Regions from separate parts of the Homo sapiens genome. Here region 1 is linked to region 2. A link is an interaction called in ENCODE POLR2A ChIA-PET data of the cell type or tissue named here. Cell type or tissue: PC-3. All regions are shown on one strand. Each heading gives the region's core, and the rest is flanking DNA. Links, peaks and the distances in the headings are about the cores only. Region 1 overlaps PLAAT2 (phospholipase A and acyltransferase 2). Region 2 overlaps SLC3A2 (solute carrier family 3 member 2).

Evidence for each region. Peaks named below come from ENCODE experiments on the same cell type or tissue, not always from the same donor. Only the 100,000 strongest peaks of a DNase experiment are listed, where the experiment ranks them.
Region 1: POLR2A ChIA-PET joins it to region 2 with 13 read pairs; 2 of 35 experiments call an interaction of 5 or more read pairs at or near these places.

The regions. Positions count from the first base shown.
Region 1 is chr11:63,549,482-63,558,201 of GRCh38, reverse strand. PLAAT2 (phospholipase A and acyltransferase 2) reads left to right here. Exons shown (of 4, transcript NM_017878.2): 4 at 5,137-5,432. The coding sequence ends at 5,238. Among named protein-coding and RNA genes, the nearest start is that of PLAAT2, 9.5 kb to the left of the region's middle. RefSeq lists an enhancer at 4,108-4,227. In PC-3, for the core only: no CTCF peak of the experiment used is centred there; a DNase peak (open chromatin) is centred at 5,101; H3K27ac peaks cover 1,567 bases.
Region 2 is chr11:62,883,605-62,892,324 of GRCh38, reverse strand. It overlaps SLC3A2 (solute carrier family 3 member 2), which reads right to left. Exons shown (of 9, transcript NM_001013251.3): 4 at 7,800-7,868; 5 at 7,635-7,693; 6 at 6,968-7,148; 7 at 6,717-6,860; 8 at 4,107-4,190; 9 at 3,465-3,994. The coding sequence ends at 3,632. Among named protein-coding and RNA genes, the nearest start is that of SLC3A2, 7.1 kb to the right of the region's middle. In PC-3, for the core only: a CTCF peak has its summit at 7,875 (motif pointing right); no DNase peak of the experiment used is centred there; H3K4me3 peaks cover 376 bases.

The DNA.
Region 1 (8,720 bases), core at 251-8,250, 670 kb before region 2:
CAATGTAGACCAGTGCAGTGGGTTGGGGGGTGGCCACAGAAGGGAGTCACAGCCTGAAACAGCCCTCCACAGCCCTAGAGGCCGGCTTTATGATTCCCACTTTACAGATGGGGAAACTGAGGCTCACCGTGCTTAAGTAACTTGTCCAAATTCATTAAACTCCTAGTTATTGAGTCTCTAGTCCATGTCAGCCATGGTGAAGAGCGGGGGAGTTAAACCTACATGTGTTCTCTCCAAGGGCCCCGATCAAGGAAGGCTTTGTAGAAGAGGTCACACCCGAGCCCAGCCTGATTTAATTATTTTGATTAATCTGAAAGAAAATGAGCTGGAGATTACCAGGGAACGGGGGCAATAAGGAGTGTAGGCAGAGGGAACAGCGTGAGCCAGGAAGGGGAAAAGCCCAGATCATGTTGGGCAATTGTTTTCTGTAAAGGGCCAGATAGTAAATGTCTTCGATTTTATGGGCCAGGTGTTCTCTGTCTTATTACCCTGCTGCCGTAGTTTGCAGCACAAAAGCAGCCACAGACAATATATAAATGAACAGGCGAGACTGTCTTCCAATAAGTGTATTATTTATTTTTTACAAAAATAGTTCACAGGTTGGATTTGACCCATGGGCCATAGTTGGCCAACTTTTGGATACAGGGTCTCACAAACTTTTTTTTTTTTGATACAGAGTCTCACTCTGTCACCCAGACTGCAGTATATCATGTGGAGTTCGATCATGGCTCACTGCAGCCTCGACCTCCTGGGCTCAAGCAATCCTCCCACCTCAGTCTCCTGAGTGGCTGGGACTACAGGAATGTGCCACTATGCCTGGCTAATTTTTGGATTTTTCTGTAGAGATGAGGTTTTGCCATGTTGTCCAGGCTGGTCTTGAACTCCTGGGCTCAAGCAATCCCCTTGACTCGGCCTCCCTTGGGATTACAGGTGTGAGCCACCACACTCAGTCCAAGATAACTTAAAAAACCACATATCCCCTCATACATTCTTAGATGACATCAAACACTTTAAAAAATCATAAATGTAAAAAATTTGTAAAGGAAAGGATGGATTTTGGTATATTGCATATTACATATTTGTGTACATGTTTTCTTCACAATCTTGGAGTTGCACATTTAGCTCATTCAGTTAGGGAAAAATGTCTTCCGTGTAGTTTAAATAGCCGAGCCAGGTGTTATTGTCAAACCAATCAGCCTAATCAGGCTTATTTTGACGTTCAGAAAAAAACTGACAATTTTTCAATTCAAATGAGTGTGTTAATGCACAGTTTCATGATAACCATCTCACTTTAGAATTCTCATTCTAAAGCAGCAGACAGATGAGGCAGGAGCCTCGACGTGGTTGCATATTCCTTTCTGAAGCCCTCTTTGTTTAGGAGCAATGCATTCTTGAATCCTCCCTTACTGGTGACTAGGAGTGTTTACACCTTAGCCTGTGCACCGTAGATTCAGGGTGTGGGAGGATTTAGCTGTTCTGTTGTATGATAGGAGAAGGAGAGGTGATAAAAAGGGGAGATGGGTAAGGAAAATCCACAACTTCTGGAAACAAGTACCCCAGGAGGGAGACCACGCTATTAACTGAGAGACTGCCAGGCCATGCTGGGCACTGGGGCACGGTGGGACATGCTCTGGTACTCAGTGGGAACCCTGCTGACAGGGTCTCCCCTCTGTTGAGCTGAGGAGGGTAGACCTATCTCTGAATGGGAGGGGTGTCGGAAGGGGATTGGGGGTGGGCTGCCTTATCATACATCTAAAAGCTCTTCTATAGGCTGTGCAGAAGCCACAAAATCAATCTGGAAGACCCCAATTTTAGGAAGTGGTTGGCCCTCTGCTATGCTTCTGAGGGGTCAGAACTCAAGCCAATGGGGAAGACTCAGGGGAGGCAGTTTTATTTAGTTTGTCCCTTGTCCTGGAGCCTCTCTTGTTGAACTTCATCTCCTGCAGGTCACCCAATAACTTGCCTTTCTTTCTTCCTCTCCCTCCTTCCTTCTCATCTGACTCTGTCTGTCTGGAAAGACTCTCCTCTGTCTGTCTCTAGCTCTTGCTCTGTAAGAAAGTGGACTTGTGAAAGCTGCAGGACTCTTGGCACACAACAACGCCATCCAGCCCCTGCTCTAATAGATGACCAAGCTCTAGCACTGCTTCTGGCAAAATAAGGCTGTGTCCGTAGGATGACCCTAGCCCCCCGATAAATGCCTGCCTAAGAAAGCTCTCTGCTGCCAGGAGAATTTACCATTTGTTCTAACGAACACCTGACAAAGACCCTGACCCTTTCTTAGACTGTTTATTACAAAGGACTTATAATTATGAATCCTTCCTCTGTCCCTTTGAAACATAGATACAGTCATCTCTTGGTATCCATGGGTGGGGAAGGGATTGATTCCAGGACCCCCTGAGGACACCAAAATCCATGGATGCTGAAGTCCCTTGTATAAAATGGTATGATATTTGCATATAACCTGTGCACATCCTCCCATGTACTTATTTTATTTTCGAGACAGCATCTCACTCTGTCACCCAGGCTGGAGTGCAGAGGTGCTTCACTGAAATGTGATCTCACCTCATTGCAGCCTCAACCTTCCTGGGCTCAGGGGATCCTCCCACCTCAGCCTCCTGAGTAGATGGGACTACAGGCACACGCCACCACACCCGGCTAATTTTTGTATTTCTTTTTTGTAGCAATGGGGTTTCACCATATTGCCCAGACTGGTCTCAATCTTCTGGGCTTAAGTGATCCACCTGCCTTGGCCTCCCAAACTGCTAGGATTACAGGCATGAGCCACTCATAATTACTCATAATACTCAATGCAATGTAAGTAGTTATACTGTATTTTAAAAATGTGTATTATTTTTTATTGTTCTTTAAAAAATTTTTTTTCCAAATGTTTTCAATCCACAATTGATTGGATCCATGGATGTGGAATCCATGGATATGGAGGGCTGACTGTATATCCCTTACAACTCTGAAGTGCCTTCCTCAAGGACCTGAGAGCCAGTCCTTTGAAATATAATCATCAGGAAGGATAGAGCCTCTGTCCCCAATATCCGTGGGAGGTTAGAATCCTAACTTTGATAATTGCCAGCTAGCAGACACAGCTGGCCTCATCGCATATTCAGGGACTAATCCTTTGTAATATTTCACCTCCCTGACTCTATGAGCCCTCGCTCACCCGTCTCCCTACTCCTCCATCTCCCTTTACAATGTCAGTCACCTCTGCACAAATTGGAATGGAGCTCAGCTCTTTCCCTGCTGTCAGTAGAGACTGAATCAAATCTGTTTTTGCTGTCTTAAGTTATGTCTGGCTTTGTTTGTCTTTGACACTTGGAAACAATTCTGAGTGTATTTGAATAAAATGGTTTTTTTTCCCCCTTTCTTTTCCCCAGTCACTCACATGCTTCAAATTCATTGATACTCCACAGAAATCTGCTATTTGGTCGCTGGTTTAAATACTTGCTTCCCTGTCTGTGAAGGGCTTAAGTGCCCCTGTTGGGAAGTCAGGCAGATCTGAGCCTTGTCACTTGTCAGCTGTGTGGCTTTGCGTGAGTTCTTTTTTTTTTTTTCTTTTTTTTTTGAGACATAGTCTCACTCTGTCACCAAGGCTGGAGTGCAGTGGCGTGATCTTGGCTCACTGCAACCTCTGCCTCCTGGGTTCAAGCAATTCTCCTGCCTCAGCCTCCCAGGTAGCTGGGATTATAGGCACCCGCCACCATGCCTGGCTAATTTTTTTTAGTGGAGACGGGGGTCTCACCATGTTGGCCAGGCTGGTCTCGAACTCCTGACCTCAAATGATCTGCCCACCTCAGCCTCCCAAAATGCTGGGATTACAGGTGTGAGCCACCGCCCCCCCGGCCTTTGCGTGAGTTCTTTACACTGTCCATCCTCAGTCTTCTCCTCTGGAAAGTAGGAATTAGAATCACTACCTCCTAGAGTTGTCAGGCAGATTAAAAAAAATACTGGGCCTGGAGAGTTCCCAGCACAGTGCTGATATCTAGAAAGCAGCCATTCTCACAGTTTTCACCCCCACCCCCCACCCCGTGTTGTTTCCCCCAGTCGCTCCAGTGCTAGTCTCTCAGAGACAGTGGCCCAGGCAGGGCAGACCCACAGGATCGCAGCAGACTGTCTCGGCTAGCTCCCAAAAGCTGTGCCGAGCACACCAACCCTCGGGGGTCGGCCTCACATCTCTGTGGTTTTTTCAGTTTCTTCTTCCTTTTGCAGAACCATTTCCTGCCAGCACATAAGTGAGACAATCTTACTCATTAAAGCACACCCTCAATGCTCCTCATGGGCCAGCATTTGTTCAGCAGATGAATTATGAGTGCCGACTCTGTGCCTGGCAGTGGGATCAGCACCTGGGACATTGAGACCAATCCAGGCGAGCTCCCTGCCCTCAAGCCTGTGTAGTGAGAGTTCCCAGGGGTGATTTCCCAACTTCATATCTGCCTCAAGGGCCCCAGTCAGCCAGCCCTGACCTAGAACATTGGGGCACTGCCCCTCTGTCCTTGCTGGGGGTTTACTATGCTTTTTGCTTTAATTATTATTGTTATTTTTTAAGACAGGGACTCACTTTGTCACCCAAGCTGGAATGCAGTGGTGCAATCTTGGCTCACTGCAACCTCCGCCTCCTGGGCTCAAGTCATCTTCCTGCCTCAGCCTCCTGAGTAGCTGGGACTACAGGTGTGCACCACCTGGACTCAGCTGTTTTTTTTTTTTTGTATTTTTTTGTAGAGATGGGGGTCTCACCATGTTGCCTAGGCTGGTCTTGAACTCCTGGGCTCAAGCAATCGGCCCATCTCAGCCTCCCAAGGTGTGAGGATTGCAGGTGTGAACCACTGAGCCCGACCTATTATGCTTTTAATACCCACAGGTGCATCTGGTTTTCCTCCTTTGACTCTGTGTATATCACGCCTATGGCTTCATTCTTCCATTCATTCTGTGCCCACCAGACATCTCCACTCCTCTTTCCTGGGTGGCCTGACCTCTTGGCATCCCCTCTCCCAGCCAATATTTGTTCCCTCTGTGATTCAAATGAAGAGGACTGGGCCAGATGAGTCTTTCCTGAGCTGTAGTTTCCTGGTGTATGTATCGTGGTCCCGCCCTGATGCTGAGTGTGCTCTCCCTTCTCTTCTGCTGCAGGTCACTGGTGCAGTCACGACAGTAGGTGTGGCAGCAGGCCTGCTGGCTGCCGCAAGCCTTGTGGGGATCCTGCTGGCCAGAAGCAAGCGGGAAAGGCAATAAATCCAAGAAATTGTCCCAACAACCACCAATTCTTACGGAGGAATATTATTTAGCCAGCAGGAGTGGAGTTTGGTTTACTGATTTTACTGTTTTGTGTTCATGAATCTTTATTTTAATGGAGTTAAAAGCACAGGAAAATGTATTTGGAAATGCAGCTTAGTATGAATTCTATTAAAGACACAATTGGGCTCTGCTATGGACTGAATGCTTGTGTTTCTCTCACACTCCAAATTCATATGTTGAACTCTAACCCACCTGTGGGATGGTATTGGAGGTGGGGTCACTGGGAGGTAATTAGGTTGTGAGGGTAGAGCCTCTAGGATGGATTTAGTGTTCTTATATGAAAAGGAAGAGACTAGACCGGGCACAGTGGCTCATGCCTGTAATCCCAGCACTTTGGGAGGCCAAGGTGGGAGGATCACCTGAGGTCAGGAGTTCGAGACCAGCCTGGCCAACGTGGTGAAACCCCATCTCTACTAAAAATACAAAAATTAGCCAGGCGTGGAGGCAGGTGCCTGTAATCTCAGCTACTCGGGAGGCTGAGGCACGAGAATTGCTTGAACCCGGGAGGCAGAGGTTGCAGTGAGCCAAGATCATGCCATTGTACTCCAGCCTGGGCGGCAGAATGAGACCCTGTTTCAGAAAAAAAAAAAAAAAAAAGAAAAAAAGAAAAGGAAGAGACCAGAGCTGGCACTCTCTCCACCACGTGAGGATCTAGTGAGAAGGTGGCTGTCTGCTAGCCAGGAAGATTCTCCAGGTGCTCTCAGCATAGCTCTCACCCTGACAAGTGGCTGCCCTGAACACTTACTCCCTCCACCGCCCCAGGGAAGCACAGGTCTCCCCCTGGAGGATGCTTCCGGGGTGCATCCGCCATCTTTGGTCCCACCAATTTCTTCACAGGAAGTGAGAGAATGGGGGGCTGAGCAGCTCCTGACCTTTCTGCCCACAGCTTCAAGCTTGCACTGAGTGATGCTGCTCCAAGGCCTGAGCCTGCGAAATCTGCAGTGGGCAGACAGGAGCTGTCCTGGGACATCAAGCAAGGCTGCGAGTGAGACTGCCCATGCAAGTCTCATCAGAGAACATTCCAGTGGCCTGGCCCAGAAAACTGACTTTTAGGTCAAATTGACTGGAAGGGAATCCAGAGCTTTTGCTTAGTGGCTGTGTGACCTTGGGTCAGTGGCTTAGACTCTGAATCTAGTTTCCGTCCACACAGTATTAAAACTGCCCACCTCCCGGGAACTATGGAGATCATGTAGCCTGAGAATGCGGCTAGTGATTTTGACTTCGGAGTGTGTAAACAGAACAGCTGTTGTGGTCAATTTGAGCACGCTTTCCAAAACAGAGATGGCAGGAGAAGCTGTGTTTAACATCCCTTTGTGTCCGGAATTGCTGGGTTCTTGGTCTCACTGACTTCAAGAATGAAGCCGCGGACCCTCGCGGTGAGCATTACAGCTCTTAAGGTGGCGCGTCTGGAGTTTGTTCCTTTTGATGTTAGGATGTGTTCGGAGTTTCTTCCTTCTGGTGGGTTCGTGGTCTCGCTGGCTCAGGAGTGAAACTGCAGACCTTCGCGGTGAGTGTTACAGCTCTTAAGGCAGCACGTCTGAAGTTGTTCCTTCCTCCTGGTGGGCTGGTGGTCTTGCTGGCTTCAAGAGAGAAACTGCAGATCTTCGCGGTGAGTGTTACAGCTCATAAAAGCAGTGTGGACCCAAAAAGCGCGCAGTAGCAAGAGTTATTGCAAAGAGTAAAAGAACAAAGCTTCCACAATGTGGAAGGGGACCCGAGCAGGTTGCCACTCCTGGCTCGGGCAGCCTCCTTTTATTCTCTTGTCTGGCCCCCGCCCCTCCCGCCCCTCCCGCCCCCATCCTGCTGATTGGTAGAGCAGAGTGGTCTGTTTTGACAGGGTGCTGATTGGTGCGTTTACAATCCCTGAGCTACATATAAAGGTTCTCCACATCCCCATCAGATTAGTTAGATACAGAGTATGGACACAAAGGTTCTCCAAGGCCCCACCAGAGCAGCTAGATACAGAGTGTCGATTGGTGCATTCACAAACCTTGAGCTAAACACAGGGCGCTGATTGGTGTGTTTACAAACCTTGCGCTAGATACAGAGTGCCGATTGGTGTATTTACAATCCCTGAGCTAGAAATAAAGGTTCTTCAAGGCCCCAACAGAGCAGCTAGATACAGAGTGATGATTCGTGCACTCACAAACCCTAAGCTAGACACAGGGTGCTGATTGGTGTGTTTACAATCCCTGAGCTAGACATAAAGGTTCTCCACGTCCCCACCAGACTCAGGAGCCCAGCTGGCTTCACCCAGTGGATCCTGCACCGGGGCTGCAGGTGGAACTGCCTGCCAGTCCCGCGCGTGCGCCCACACTCCTCAGCCCTTGGGTGATTGATGGGACTGGGTGCTGTGGAGCAGGGGGCAGCGCTCGTCGGGGAGGCTCGGGGTGCACTGGGGCCCACGGAGGTGGGGGAAGGCTCAGGCATGGCAGGCTGCAGTCCCGAGGCCTGCCCCCTGGGAAGGCAGCTAAGGCCCAGCGAGAAATCGAGTGCAGCGCCAGTGGGCTGGCACTGCTGGGGGACCCAGTACACCCTCTGCAGCCGCTGGCCCGGGTGCTAAGTCCCTCATTGCTCGGGGCCGACAGGGCCGGCTGGCTGCTCCGAGTGCGGGGCCCGCCAAGCCCACGCCCACCCGGAACTCCAGCTGGCCAGCAAGTGCCGCACGCAGCCCCGGTTCCCGCTCGTGCCTCTCCCTCCACACTTCCCTGCAAGCTGAGGGAGTGGGCTCCGGCCTTGGCCAGCCCAGAAAGGGGCTCCCACAGTGCAGCGGTGGGCTGAAGGGCTCCTCAAGTGCCACCAAAGTGGGAGCCCAGGCAGAGGAGGCGCCGAGAGCGAGCGAGGGCTGTGAGGACTGCCAGCACGCTGTCACCTCTCACCTTTCTTTGATGGGCTAGAGACAGATCCCAGGGCCCTATCCCTGGCCCATCATGACGGCTTCCTTCTTCTCCTGTGTCTTGAGTGCCAAGGGTCAGGGCTCTGCAGGAAGGGCCAGGTCCAACCATGGGACCTCCTGATGGTTTGAGTAGATCTTTGCAGGAACTAAGACCCTCCCTACTAATGTCTTAAATTATTTTCTCTTACCCCAAAAGGAGACTTTAAGCCACCCAGGAAAGAGGACAATAGGGCAGGCAGCACTGAGAGCTCCCCTGCTCCTGTTCCTTCTGTGTCCTGGTTGTCTCAGATCCCAAACACCTTCAGAGCACTTTCTGGTGGATGCACATAAGCAAAACATTTCATTGTCCATGAGGCAGGAGGGCAGCACTAGGGCTTCTCTGTGTCCTGCCAGCTGTCCCGTCACTCCTGGGTGGGGAGAGGGATGCTGTCTTCGAGAGTGACACAAACGACAAAGGACAATCGAGTACTACCACACACAGCCCAGGATTCCTGTTTCTCCAGCACCAATCAGTTTTCTTAAA
Region 2 (8,720 bases), core at 176-8,175:
CAGAGCAGTAACTCAAAAATGCTTGCTAACAGCCGGGCGCAGTGGCTCATGCCTGTAATTCCAGCACTTTGGGAGGCCAAGAAGGGCAGATGACTTGAGGTCACGAGTTCAAGACCAGCCTGGCCAACATGGTGAAACCGTCTCTACTAAAAATACAAAAATTAGCTGGGTGTGGTGGCAGGCACCTGTAATTCCCAGCTACTCAGGAGGCTGAGGCAGGAGAATCACCTGAACCCGGGAGGCGGAGGTTGCAGTGAGTCCAGATGAATACCACTGCACTCCAGCCTGGGCGAAAGAGCAAGATTCCATCTCAAAAATAAATAAATAAAATAGTAAATTTTATGCCATGTATCTTATAATTTTTTTTTTTTTTTTTTTTTTTTTGAGACAGGGTCTCACTCTGTCACCCAGGTTGGAGTGCAGTGGTGCAATCATACCTCACTGCAGCCTCAACCTCCAGAGTTCAAGTGATCTTCCCGCCTTAGCTTCCAGGTTAGCTGGGACTACAGGCACATGCAACCATGCCCAGCTAATTTTTTTTTTTAATAGAGACAGGGGTCTCACTATGTTGCCCAGGTTGGTCTCAAACTCCTGGCCTCAAGAAACCCTCCCACCTCAGCCTCCCAAAGTGCTAGGATTACAAGCATGAGCCACCAGTTGGCCTTACTATACTTTTCTTAAGTGAAAATCTCCCTGGTGGTCTAGTGGTTAGGACGGGGGAAAAGATGAAAATTAAATAAGCACATAACCATAATGAGGCTCCATCCATAATAGCACTAAGATAAAAACTGTGTTAAGAGGGGAGTCCAGGAGGCAGAGGAAGGAGGAAAGGGGGAGGGCTGGAGCTGGGACCCTGGGAAAGGACATGGACAGGGAAGGGTGGGGAGCCTCAGGAAGAGGCCCAGAGCAGGCAACAGCCAGAAGGTGGGGCGGGTGTGGGGGTGGTTGCTGAGAGAGAAGGGAAACCCTAGGCAGAGGGAAGCCAAGGCCCAGCAGGCTGAGTGTCTTCTCAGGAACTGTGCTGACAGCCTCAGGATCCTGGGCCTTAATTTGGGTCTTTTAATGTCTTGATCTCTCCCCTACACCAGGAAACCCTCAGAGGCCCAGGCCCACTCCAGGACACAGCCCATGGGAAGTGAAGCCTGCACCAGTGACCCGCGTTTTTTGTTTTGTTTTTTTTTTTCCGAGACTGAGTCTTGCTCTTTTGCCCAGGCTGGAGTGCAGTGGTGTGATCTTGCTCACTGCAACCTCCGCCTCCCAGGTTCAAGCAATTCTCCTTTCTCAGCCTCCCGAGTAGCTGGGATTACAGGCGCCCACCACCATGCCCGGCTAATTTTTGTATTTTCAGTAGAGACGGGGTTTTGCCATATTGGTCAGGCTGTTCTCGACCTCCTGACCTCAGGTGATCCAACTGCCTCGGCCTCCCAAAGTGCTGGGATTACAGGCACGAGCCACCGCACCCAGCCAGCATTCTTTTCTGTAAGAAAACTAAGAGAGCCGAACTAACTCCAAGGGCCATGAGGCCTGCGCAGATCACTAGTACTGCAACAGGATCCCAACAGCAAATACTGCAGATCTGCTTGCACAATAAACGCAGGACCAGCCAGGCACGTGGCTCACGCCTGTAATCCCAGCACTTTGAGAGGCCGAGGTGGGCGGATCACGAGATCAGGAGATCGAGACCATCCTGGCTAACACGGTGAATCCCCGTCTCTACTAAAAATACAAAAAAATTAGACGGGTGTGGTGGCGGGCGCCTGTAGTCCCAGCCACTCGGGAGGCTGAGGCAGGAGAATGGCATGAACCTGGGAGGCGGAGCTTGCAGCGGTCGCACCACTGCACTCCAGCCTAGGTGACAAGAGTGAGTCTCAAAAAAAAAAAAAAAAAAAAAGAAACGCAGGACCCAAACACTTCTTAACACTTCTTACCACCTCCACTACTACCATCCTAGAAAGTATTCTAGGTTGCAGGAACAAACCATCTTAACTGGCCTCCCTGCAAGCTGGCTAGTAACAGCCAGTGAAGTCTGTTAAATTCCAAGCGAGACCATGTCACTCTGCTCAAAACCCTCCAACAACTCCCATTCCACTCCCTCAGACTCTATGTGTAGTGAAGAATTCTTACTTGGAAGTCTGGCCTTTACCCTCGGCTACTGGTAAGTGCCCTCTAGACCCATGGAATGTCCTGACCAACAGGAGTGTCAGTGATAAATGTGATTTACGATCTGAGCTTTGGAACAGGCAACCTCTGGGGGAAATGGAGACAACTAAAGGCCTTAGCCCAAAGCTCTCACAGGGGCTGAAGATTAAAGGTCAGCCACAGGGCACTATGTGATTAAACACCAGGGGAAACTCGGCACACCCAAGGATCAAGTGAGCTTCTCTGGTTATATCTCCGTCATGGCCGGGAAGAAGTACCAGGACTCCATTGCAAGATAGCAGGAAGCTTCTTATTTAGCTCCCTCCCAGACCCCGCCCCAGGCCTCTCATCTTTTGGCTGGCTCTGGGTATGCTTTTGCTGTAATAAAACCATAATCCCAATACCTTCCTGAGTTCTGAGTCACTCTAGTCTATTACCTACCTGAAGGTGGTCATGGGGACCCCTGAACTTGCAGCTGGTATTGAAGTGAAAACAGACTTGTGGGGACCATGCCCTCCAACCACGTAGGCTGCCAAACTCTCTGCACCCTACGTGACCACCTTATTACAACTGTCATGATCTGCCCACTCCTTGCCGATGAGACTTCATCCCTTACTCCTTTCCTCATTCATATCAGCCAGGCTCCCACCCCTCAGTCCCAGGAAGCCCCTTCCCCAGATACTCACCAGGTGAACTCCCTCACTTATTAGGCCTTTACTCACAGGTCACCTCCGTGGTGAGGCCTCCTTTGGCCCCCTCTACCCTGAAACACCTTTCCTGCTTTACTTTTTCCTCCATAAAAACACTGTCACCATATCCTCTGCACTACAACAGCTGTGTCTTTTTTCTTTGCTCCCCAAAGGGTATGAGCCCCAAGGAGGCAGGAATTTTTGTACTGTGTTCCCTGCTGTGACCCCAGAACAGGGACAGTTTCTGGTATGTGCTGAGTGTTCAACAAATTCTTGAATGCATGACCTCTAGTATCCTTTAGAAATACCTTTTAAAAACCAGACCATCCCACCCCTACTCTCCGTGAAAGGCCAAGTCTGCAAAAACAGGAAAACTAACTATGTTTGGCTAGAGCCCTTTGCTGAAGGGGATGAAGTTAAGAGTCGGCAAGACCCAAGATGTCCAGAGAGCCCCGTGGCCCAGCATGGGTGAGGCATGGGTGCTTTCCCAGCCCTGACACCTCCATGCTGTTGACTTTGGGAGGCCCCCTCTCCTCTGGCCCTGGGACCCTACATAAATAATGAAGGAGTTGGAGGAGACGCATGGGAGGGGAGGAAGGAGAGAAATTCCTGCTATGAGAGAAGCAGAGGGAAGACTTCACCATGCAGGGGTGACTTTTATTTGAAGGCAGAAAACACCCTATTTGGGGGTTCACTCATAATCTGCAACAGTTTGTTTGTTTGTTTTTAAAAAAGAGAAAAATCAGAAGCCAAAGGGCCTGGGAAGGAAAGGAGAAGGGTAGTGGGTCCATGTCAGGCTGAAGTCAGGCCGCGTAGGGGAAGCGGAGCAGCAGCCCTTCGTGAGGCTCCAGTTTCAGGCGTTCCAGCTCAAGAGGGGAGCCCTCCTCACGGCCTGGCTGGGTGCTGAGCAGGAGGTCAGCCTTGGCTGGCAGGCTGGCGCTGGCAGGCAGGTCGGAGGCCTGCAGTCCAGCCGAGAGGCCCACATCCCCAAAGTTAAGCACTACCAGAAAACGCTCATTCTGGTCCCAGTGGCGGATATAGGAGAAGAGTCCAGGCCCAGCGGAGAACGCGTGGAAGTCCCCATGCAGTAGGGAGCGCTCCTTACTCCGCTGGTCACTCAGCCGCCGGAACAAGGAAAGGAGGGAGCCAGGGTCTTCACTCTGGCCCTAAGAATGATAAAAACATAGCAGAAGCGTGTGAGGGGCTCCCCTGGGTACAGACTTCTACAAGCCCAGCCCACCCTCCACCGGTCAGTTTCTACCCATCTAGAACTCTTACCTTCACAGTCATGTTGGCACTTACAGCCCCTGGGATGTCAGGGAAGCTGGACTCATCCCACAGCATGACTGGAGCCTCCATAGGCTGAAAAGCAGAGAAAATAGGACTTTAAAAAGGCCTGGGGTCAGGCATGGTGGCTCACATCTGTAATTCCAGCAGTCTGGGAGGTCAAGGCCAAGAGGATTGCTTGAGCCCAGGCATTTGAAACCAGCCTCAGCAACATAATGAGCCCTCATCTCTACTACAAAATTTTTAAAAATTAGCTGGGTGTAGTGTTACATCCCTATAGTCCCAGATACTGGGGAGGCTGAGGAGGGAGGATCACTTGAACCCAGGAGTTTGAGCTTGCAGTGAGCCATGACTCCACCACTGTACTCCAGCCTGGGCAACAGAGTGAGACCCTGTCTCAAAAAAAAAGCCCTGGGCCCACTGTCCCGTATCCCTCTTCCCATTCACATCCTCATCAATATATAACCTCCCCAACTCATGTCTGGCTAACTTTTTTTTTTTTTTTTTTTTGAGACGGAGTCTCGCTCTGTTCAGGCTGGAGTGCAATGGCACGATCTTGGCTTACTGCAATCTCTGCCTCCTGGGTTCAAGCGATTCTCCTGCCTCAGCCTCCCCAGTAGCTGACCATAGGTGTGCACCACCACACCCAGCTAATTTTTTTGTATTTTTAGTAAAGACGGGGTTTCACCATGTTGGCTAGGCTGGTCTCGAACTCTTGACCTCAGGTGATCCACCCACCTTGGCCTCCCAAAGTGCTGGGATTACAGGCATAAGCCACGACACCCGGCCTGGCTAACTTCTACTGGATGAGTGAGGCAGGCTCCCACCTCAGGGTCCTCACACATACACTGTTGCCCCTCAGCCAAGAGCTCCCAGATGGCTGCCAGCCAGCTCTCTCACTTCCCTCAGGTATCTGCTTGGTTATCTTACCAGGTCTCCTATGGCTACTCTCTATAAAACAAGCCCCATCATCCCCTAGTCTCTAGGCTCCTTACCCCGCCTTCTTTTGCATAGCACTGATCAGCAGCTGGCGTTTTATTTATGCATATCTAATTATCTAACCACCTCCAGCTCTCTTGTGCAATGCTGTATCCTCAGTGTAACAGACAGAAATTATTCTATAAACATCTGTGGAATAAATGAATAACTGGTTCTATAAACATCATGCTGATGGCCGGGTGCAGTGGCTCGCACCTGTAATCATAGCAGTTTGGGAGGCCAAGGTGGGAGGATCATTTGCACCCAGGAGTTTGAGAACAGCCTGGGCAACATAGTGAGACCACACCTCTACAAATTTTAAAAATTAGCTGTGGCCAGGCACAGTGGCTCACACCTGTAGTCCCAGCAATTTGGGAGATCAGGGCAGGCAGAGCGATTGAGCCCAGGAGTTGGAGACCAGCCTGGGCAACAACAGTGAAAGCCTGTCTCTACAAAAATTAGCCGGGCATGGTGGTGTGTGCCTGTATTCCCAGACCACCTGTATTCCCAGCTACTTGGGAAGCTGAGGCAGGAGTATCACTTGAACCCAAGAGGCAGAGGTTGCAGTGAGACATAATCGCACCACTGCAATCCAGCCAGATCAACAGAGCAAGAACCTGTCTCCAAAAAAAAAAAAGATCAGCTGGGCATGATGGCACGCACCTATCTATGGTACATATCCCAGCTACTCAGGAGGCTGAGGTGGGATGATCACTTCGGCCTGGGAGGCGGAGGCTGCAATGAACCAAGATCATGCCACTGCACTCCAGCCTGGGCGACATAGGGAAATGCTGTCTTAAAAACAAAAACAAAAAACAAACAAACAAACAAAAAAAAAAAGTCGGGGATCAACAGTAACCCTGTATCTAAAGCTAGTGAATGCCTTTGTAGTAGTATCCCTACCATGTATTTCTTTCTTTCTTTTCTTTTCTTTTTTTTTTTGGAGAAGGAGTCTCCCTCTGCCGCCCAGGCTAAAGTGCAGTGGCACAATCTCAGTTCACTGCAACCTCTGCCTCCAGGTTCAAGCGATTCTCTTGCCTCAGCCTCCCCAGTAGCTGGGACTACAGGCGTGCACCACCACACCTGGCTAATTTTTGTATTTTTAGTAGAGACTGGGTTTCACCCTGTTGGCTAGGCTGGTTTCGAACTCCTTACCTCCAGTGATCCACCCACCTTGGACTCCCAAAGTGCTAGGATTACAGGCATGAGCCACCGTGCCCAGCCACTGCCATGTACTTCTCCACTTATTTATCTGGCTCCCTCACTAAACTATGAGCTCCTGAGGGCACAGAGCCTAGCACAGTACCCACTGTCCAAAGAATAAAGGAATGAATAAATGAATGGTGGCTACCATAGCAAACATCTGCCAGGTACCAGGCATTACCATTAAAAACATGCCCTCATTTAATACTAACCACCCTTCAAGAAATGCAGTAACACAAGGGATGACCAAAATTCAGAAAGGTAAAATAATTTGCCCAAAGCCACATAGCCACTCAGCTACTGACTAAGAATCAAACGCGTTTTCACCCCAAGGCTCACGTCTATGTGCCGCCATCCCCAGAATCATCATTGTAAGATGGATAAACAACCTCCCTGTGACAGAAAGACAGCAAGCAGTACCTGTCCAGGAAGGGCAGCTGCATCCAGGCCAATCTCATCCCCGTAGCTGAAAACAGGGGTCCCTGGCAGGGTGAAGAGCATCAGCTGGTAGAGTCGGAGAAGTTGAGCCGGCAAGAAGGAAGTCAGGAGCCTTGCCTGAGACAACTACAGGGAGAGACACTCCAGTGAGCCCCATAACCCACCTCTGCCTCTGTCTCCCAACAACCCTTTCTTCTCCCATCTGCCCCCTTTCCCACCAGCATGGTACTCACACTCCAGCTGCACCAGCGATTGCCAGTGGCATTCAAATACTGTGTGACTAGGGATTTTGTATGCTCCCCAGTAGAACCAGAATCAGACAGGTATGAGCTAGTCAACAGCAAGTCTTTGTTGGATTCGAGTAGGCTCAGGATCTGCTGAAGGTCGGAGGAGTTAGTCCCCGCAATCAAGAGCCTGCAGAGGGGAGGGAGGAGTTCAAGGTTAGCACAAGAAAGAATGGGGCCAGGCGCAGTGGCTCACGCCTGTAATCCCAACACTTTGGGAGGCTGAGGCGGGTGGATCACTTGAGGTCAGGAGTTCGAGACTGGCTTGACCAACATGGAGAAACCCCGTCTCTACTAAAAATACAAAATTAGCCAGGTGTGGTGGCCCGCGTCTGTAATCCCAGCTACTTGGGATGCTGAGGCAGGAGAATCGCTTGAACCCAGGAGGCAGAGGTTGCAGTGAGCCAAGATCACGCCATCGCACCCCAGCCTGGGCAAAAAGAGCGGAACTCCATCTCAAAAAAAAAAAAAAAAAAAAAAAAAAAAAAAAAAAGCTAAAGAAAGAATAAAGGTAAAGAAAATGCTCTAGACTAGGAATCCCCCCTTCTTAGGCCTAGCACTCCACTGAGGGGTTCCCACATTGGAGCTGAGTCAGCAGAATGGCTCCTGCACCCACCTGTCTTCACTGAAGCCCTTGGTGATATTTTGCCACTCAGCCAAGAATGAGGATGCATCCTAGAAAGAAAAAAGCAGAATCAAGGACCAGAGAATATTATGAGGCTCTAGCTGAGTCCCTCTGTTCTCGCCCAAGCTTTGTCCCTAATGTGGAAAGGGAACTCACCTTCAGATTCTCTATGTCCCGAACCTGGAACCCATCCACGCCAGCTTGCAGCCAAAACTCCAGAGCATCCTATAGGGGGCAGAAGAATAAAGGACAGACATCAGTTCTCAGGAAAAGGCTCAGAAAATTCCAGCCCACACTAAACCTCACCCACCACACACTTCCCCGGGAGCTGGGGAGAGTCCTGTGCCTTGCCTGGGTCTTCCCCACCTGCACTACAAAGGCTTAGCCTTTGGACCCCTCCAGCTCTACCCTTCCACTCATTTTCTTAGTGCTACAGCATTTTACTTCTCATTCTTGCCTCTGGCAAATCACACAGCTTCAACTTTGAAAGCCACAGAAAAGGCCCCAGAGAAAAGGTATGTCCATAAACATAACTTCGTTTAACACTTAGCATTGGAATGTTAGCATACCTATTTTAGAGATGAAGAAACAGACCCAGAGAAGCAGGGAGACGCGTCCACAGTCATAATCAGTGAGCAGCAGACAGGATCTAAAATGTCAGTCAAGATCCCCCCTCTCCCAGTTTCCTGAGGCCTGGGGAAGGTGTGAGTACAATAACTGCTCAGAGCAAGGCCAAGGATGAAAGATTGAAATTCAAAGCATAGCCCCAGGGCAGTTTAGATTTGAAAAGAGGCCAGTGCTGCTGAATGGAATCCTGGCAGTCCTGCACACACTGTGGAACTTCACCCCCATTCTCCTTTTCTTCCCTTTCTCTGGGCCATGTACTCTCTCCTCTGGTCTCCATTTCCATCTGAGGGTACCGCCCCTCATGCCAAACCATCCAAAAACATTCCCTCATCAGCAACTTTTAAAGGGTCCCCTAGTAACTGGCAAGGCCTAAACTGGATGATCCCGGGGTCCTACCCAAATGCTGGGAGTCCAGAATTCTATCTTAGAATCACAGCTACCAGCAGTGTC